2 separate regions of the Homo sapiens genome follow, and region 1 is linked to region 2. Evidence: read pairs that join two places in POLR2A ChIA-PET (ENCODE). Cell type or tissue: CD4-positive, alpha-beta T cell. All regions are shown on one strand. Links, peaks and the distances in the headings refer to the core of each region. The heading gives the core; the rest is flanking DNA. Region 1 has its middle 8.3 kb from the start of TBC1D2. Region 2 overlaps TRIM14 (tripartite motif containing 14).

Region 1 (2,920 bases), core at 169-2,668, 160 kb after region 2:
GAATATAATTCCTTACCTCAAGAATGGGGATCAGAAATCATTTCTCCCAGCTCCACTTCCATAAAATGCAAGCAAGAAGTCACACACAAATAGCAGATTAACTGGGAAGCTTTCTTAGAGAAAGAAAGACACATGTTAAACTCTCTGATGCTGTAGATATAAGGACACAGACTAGAACTCTATCATTCTCACAGGAAAAAGTTGGAAGGGATAATGCAGGCTTCTCAATGTTTCCACCCTGTTACAGGGGGAATCGTGTCCCTCTAAATTCATTTGTTAAAGCCTGAGGCCGGGCATGGTGGCTCACGCCTGTAATCCCAGTACTTTAAGAGGCGGAGGTGGGCGGATCACTTGAGTTTAGGAGTTTGAGACCAGCCTGGCCAATATGGTGAAACCGCATCTCAACTAAAAACACAAAAATTAGCTGGGTGGCACACTCCTGTAATCCCAGCTACTTGGGTGGCTGAAGCAGGAGAATTGCCTGAACCCGGGAGGCGGAGGCTACCGTGAGCCAAGATCATGCCACTGCACTCCAGCCTGGGCGACAGAGCAAGATTCTGTCCATAAATTATTTATTTATGATTAGAGTCCTTATAAGAAGAGATTAGGACACAGACACACAGAAGAAAGCCCATGTGAAGACACATCTACAAAGCAAGGAGGGGGGCTTCAGAAGAAATCAACTCTGCTGACATCTTGATCTTGGACTTCTAGCCTCCCAAAGTGTGAGAGAATACATTTCTGTTGTTTGAGCCACCCAATCTGTTCCTTGTTATGGCAACCCTAGCAAACTAATACACACCCTAAACAATGGAGTGAGCTTCCTTAGGAAACTCATTCCAGACATAGCCCAAAGTGGCTTAGAGCACCCACGAAATTTATCTGAAGCCTTGCTCTATACACATAAATAAATATGGGTTCATATCAGACAATTTAGTATAAAATATTTTAAATCAATTTCCAAAAAGCAAAATAGTCAAAGCCTGCCCCCAACCACCTCCCTATGAGGACTGGGGAGAGGGCCAGAGTGCATAAACCTCAGCTGGGGTGTTGGGTGTCAAGAAACGTGGCCACTGGAATTTTCATTTGCCAATTGCAATTTTTAGGGGCCTTGGCTTTCTCATCTGTAAAATAGGGATTATAATACTCCTCAGGGCATCCTGCCAGATGTCTGTGAAGACTGAACGTAATGATGGAAAAATTTTAGTTCGGTATCCCACATCTGCACCAACACCAACATACTCAGGGTTGCTCCAGGGAAAAAAGAAAATGAAGAAGAAAAAAGATCTACGTTTTAAGTTTAGGGATATTATAAGGGAATCTCTGTTGATCTAGGTGCATCAATTGTTGTATATCCTAACAGATGCACTTCTGGTTATTACATCAAAATATGGTCAACACCCCTCCTCACCCTCTTTGCCTTCTGCTGTGGTAGGATTAGCTGCAAGCAACAGGCTGTCAGAAAGCGACATCTTGCGGCCTTTGTGGGACCTGCCCTCCGGGACACAGTACTTGGTGTTCTCAAACTCTTGTCAAGGGCTTAAAAAAGGCACAAAGCACTACTCCCTGTCTACCCAAAACAGTCAGGTTACTAATTTGACACCCTTAAATTCAGTATATTTTAAATGTTTGTCTAACCCATTCATTTAGTGAAGGCATGAGAAACTGATTTTCTATCAGCAAAATCATGTATTTGTGTTCAGTATAAGTTTATTACATGCACTAATAAAGCATTATACTTCAAACTATTTCGAGTTGTCTTCCATGTCAAAATGTTTTCTTCTCTTACAATGGGATAATTTTAGTTCTTTTAGTAATGAAGGAATAACTTACAGGAATGTGGTTATACAGTTTTATTAAAAATGTGTTAAAAATTTTAAGCTTTCTTTTTAGGAAAATATATACTTCCTCACATATCTATTTTTTGAATAATATCATTAATTATTAGCATTATTTATGTTTATTTGACACAGGATTTTCAAATACATATGTTTTAAAGAAATTAGGTTCACTTAAAACTATAAGTCATTTGCAAATGAGATTTCTCACTGATAGTTTTTCTATAAATATTGATTCAGACAGTGATTATTGGAAACTAGAGGAAATAGAAAGAAGGTTTGGTTTTGCATGAATACCTGATAATATAACATGATCTCAGAGGCCAAAATGGTCTCCCCAAGCTACCTGGCAGGATCATTGTAATAATGACCTCTCCATCAGTCAAATCTTGCTTCACTGAACATAATGGAAATTCAGTTCCGCATGCCAAGCACAGCATTTTAGGTACAGAAACTTGAGCAAAATACCCGACACTGCAGACATTGAACATTCTCCTATTTTATATTCCATCTGAAATTCTGAATGTGAAACAGATTCTGCAGAAGGAACTTCAGTTCCAGAGAAACTTTCTTTTAAAGTTATTGTATATTTTAAGAATGAAACAACATGGGGGCTATTTTTAGTTTGATTTTTATAAATTTATAACCAAGAGAAAAGAAAAACTAGACTTCTGTGTTTTATGTTCTTGGTATGCTTGGCAAGAAATGTAGCAAAGTCATTTAATGGGTAGAGAAAAGAAAGTTCCATGGGATATTAGATATCAAATCTTGGCAGTATTTTCGTATATTTTCTAATGTTTCTGGGTCAGGTCACCTGGATTTGAATTCTGGCTCCATCACTCACTCCATCACTCAAGGTTAACTTAGAGTTAACCTCTCTGTGCCTGAGTTTCTTTGTATAATTATGGCACCTATCCCATAGTGTTGTTATGTGACTATGTGAGACAAAATGTGTCAAGTGTTTAGCACAAGAAGCATTTAACAGATGTCAGCTACTAACTTTCATGTGCGTCCGTGTGAAGAGACCACCATACCAAACAGGCTTTGTGTGAGCAACAGGGCTGTTTATTTCACCTGGGTGC
Region 2 (2,920 bases), core at 314-2,813:
TAACATGCTGATTAAAAATTATTAAATCATTAGGAGAGAGAATAAGCATAAGAAAAGCCAAAATTGCTTTAAAAAAATCAATAAAGAGAAAACTGATAAGAGGTTATCTGCCTTATCTGCCTTATCTGATAACAAAACAATAAATCTACAGGATCTAAAACCATGTGGCTCAAGCATAGATAAGAGGTCAAAAGTACAAAATAAAGAGCTTTTAAAAGAACTCAAATTATATATGGAAATGTATGTATGTGTATGTGTGGTGTAACAGTGGCATTTTAGAACAAATTTTTGTATTTTTTGTACTAAAAATATAAAAGTAAAAATAATTAAAATAATATGAGATTTTCCACAATGAAAGGTTAAGGAAAACAAACAAAAGAGAAGGTCCAGTTAAACTAAAACACTGTACATAAAGCCCAAAGAATAAATCAATTAGATGAAATACAAAACAATTTTTATTTATTTATTTATTTATTTTTATTTTTTGAGAAGGAGTTTCACTCTTGTCCAGGCTGAGTGCAGTGGTGCGATCTTGGCTCACAGCAACCACTGCCTCCCAGGTTCAAGCGATTCTCCTGCCTCAGCCTCCTGAGTAGCTGGGATTACAAGCACGCACCACCACACATAGGTAATTTTGTATTTTTAGTAGAGACGGAGTTTCACCATGTTGGTCAGGCTGGTCTTGAACTTCTGACCTCAGGTGATCCACCTGCCTCAGCCTCCCAAAATGCTGAGATTACAGGCATGAGACACCATGCCCAGCCCAGAAAATAGTTTTTGATCATTAGATTGGAAGACTTTTAAGAGACTGAAATACAGTCTGTAAGGGTATGTGAAGTAGGGCATTTATATAAACTGTGGGTGGTAGGGTCTATTGGTACTTCGCTTTTAGAGGACAATACGACAATAGCTATCAATTTTTTTTTTTTTTTCAGACGAAGTTTTGCTCTTGTCGCCTAGGCTGGAGTGCAATGGCAAGATCTCGGCTCACTGCAACCTCCGCTTCCCGGGTACAAGCGATTCTCCTGCCTCAGCCGTGTAGCTGGGACTGCAGGTGGCCATCACCATGCCTGGCTAATTTTTGTATTTTTAGCAGAGACAGGGAGTCACTGTTGGCCAGGCTGGGTCTTGAACTCCTGACCTCAGGTGATCTGCCTGCCTTGGTCCCCCAAAGTGCTGGATTACAGGCATGAGCCACTGCACCTGGCCTCAAAGTTTTAAATACATTTATTCTTTCATGCAGCAATTCCTCTTACTTTACTTATATCCTAGAAAATGCTTTCACATGTGCATGAAGATTTGTGTACCAAGATTCTCAGTATATAGCTTCTACACATAGAGAATAGAATTGGGCAAGTGTAGTGGTAGGTGTCTGTAATCCCAGCTACTTGGGAGGCTGAGGCTTGAGAATCACTTGAGCCCGGGAGGTGGAGCTTGCAGTGAGCTGAGATCAGGCCGCTGCACCCCAGCCTGGGCGACAATGCAAGACTTTGACTCAAAAAAAAAAAAAAAAAAGAAAAGAAAAAAACATTGAAAAATGGGCGTCACTAGCAGAAACAGAAACAACAGCAGTGGGGAGCGAACGTTCTGAGAAATAGGGTCAACCACAAACAGCTCACTAGCACTCAAGCATCCTGTTACAAGCACTCAACTCACAGTCCACCTGCACCCAGGCATCCTGTCTGCAAGCATTCAGCTCAAGCAGCACAACCTTAGAAAACTCCACCTCCAGCTCCTGCCTCTTTGCAGACAGTCTTCTTTCTGCTGTCTCACCCATTGCTCCCTTTCAATGTATCTCCCCCTTTTCTCTAAATAAATCTGCCTTTCTAAACTCAATGCTGTTTTGGTAAATTATTTTATTCCCCTGTGCACCAGCCTCAGACAGTTGTTAACCATGACATATTTGGCACAATTTTCAATATGGGATATGTATATCGGTTCATTATATAAATTGTCCTACATTCGTACAATGAAATAATTTATAGCGATTACAAAGAATGCAGTGTGCTGATGCATGCTAAACATGGATGAACCTCGAAGACATCATCCCCAGTGAATTAAGCCAGACAAAAAAGGACAAATAATTTATCATTCCGCTTATGTGAAACATCTAGACCAGGCAAATTTATAGAGACAGAAAGTAGAGTCGACGTTACCAAGGGCTGGGAGAGGGGAAATGGGGAGTAATTGCTTGATGGTTTCAGAGTTTCTGTTTGGGATAATGAAAAAGTTTTGGAAGTAGACACAGGTGATGGCTATACAACATTGTGAATATAATTCATACCACTGAATTGAATACTTTAAAATGGTTAAAATGGCAAATTTTATGTTATGTATATTTTATCACCATAAAAAAAAAGAAGAAGAAAATATAACAACAAAAACAATGCAGTAGGCTGGGCGCGGTGGCTCACGCCTGCAATCCCAGCACTTTGGGAGGCTGAGGCGGGCAGATCATGAGGTCAGGAGTTCAAGACCAGCCTGGCCAAGATGGTGAAACCCTGTCTCTACTAAAAATACAAAAAAATTAGCCGGGCGTGTGGCGGGCGCCTGTAATCCCAGCTACTCAGGAGGCTGGGGCAAAGAATTGCTTGAACCCAGGAGGCGGAGGTTGCAGTGAGCCGAGATCATGCCACTGCACTCCAGCCTGGGCAACAGAACGAGACTCCATCTCCAAAAACAAACAACAACAACAAAAAACAATGCAGTAGACCTATATGTCCTGGCAGGGAAAGTTCTCCAGAAAAAAAAAAAACAGGTGAAAAAGAACAAGCTGCAGAATAATATAAGCAAGATAATCCAAATTTATGTAAAACATAATAAAACAAAACCTGTATATGGACATATGTATACATCTATATATTTGCAAGTGCAATTAAAATGTTTGTTAGTAGTGGTCATATTTGGCAAGAGGCATGGG

What was found. ChIA-PET counts read pairs that join two places held together with the same protein. Peaks named below come from ENCODE experiments on the same cell type or tissue, not always from the same donor. Only the 100,000 strongest peaks of a DNase experiment are listed, where the experiment ranks them.
Region 1: POLR2A ChIA-PET joins it to region 2 with 5 read pairs; 17 of 35 experiments call an interaction of 5 or more read pairs at or near these places.

Annotation. Positions count from the first base shown.
Region 1 is chr9:98,262,473-98,265,392 of GRCh38, forward strand. No RefSeq gene overlaps it. Among named protein-coding and RNA genes, the nearest start is that of TBC1D2, 8.3 kb to the left of the region's middle. RefSeq lists an enhancer at 1,533-1,582. In CD4-positive, alpha-beta T cell, for the core only: CTCF peaks have their summits at 1,478 (motif pointing left) and 1,679; a DNase peak (open chromatin) is centred at 1,469.
Region 2 is chr9:98,100,511-98,103,430 of GRCh38, forward strand. The region is part of intron 2 of TRIM14 (tripartite motif containing 14); the gene reads right to left. Among named protein-coding and RNA genes, the nearest start is that of TRIM14, 17 kb to the right of the region's middle. RefSeq lists enhancers at 1,136-1,185, 1,446-1,565. In CD4-positive, alpha-beta T cell, for the core only: no CTCF peak of the experiment used is centred there; a DNase peak (open chromatin) is centred at 1,581; H3K4me3 peaks cover 1,139 bases; H3K27ac peaks cover 2,289 bases.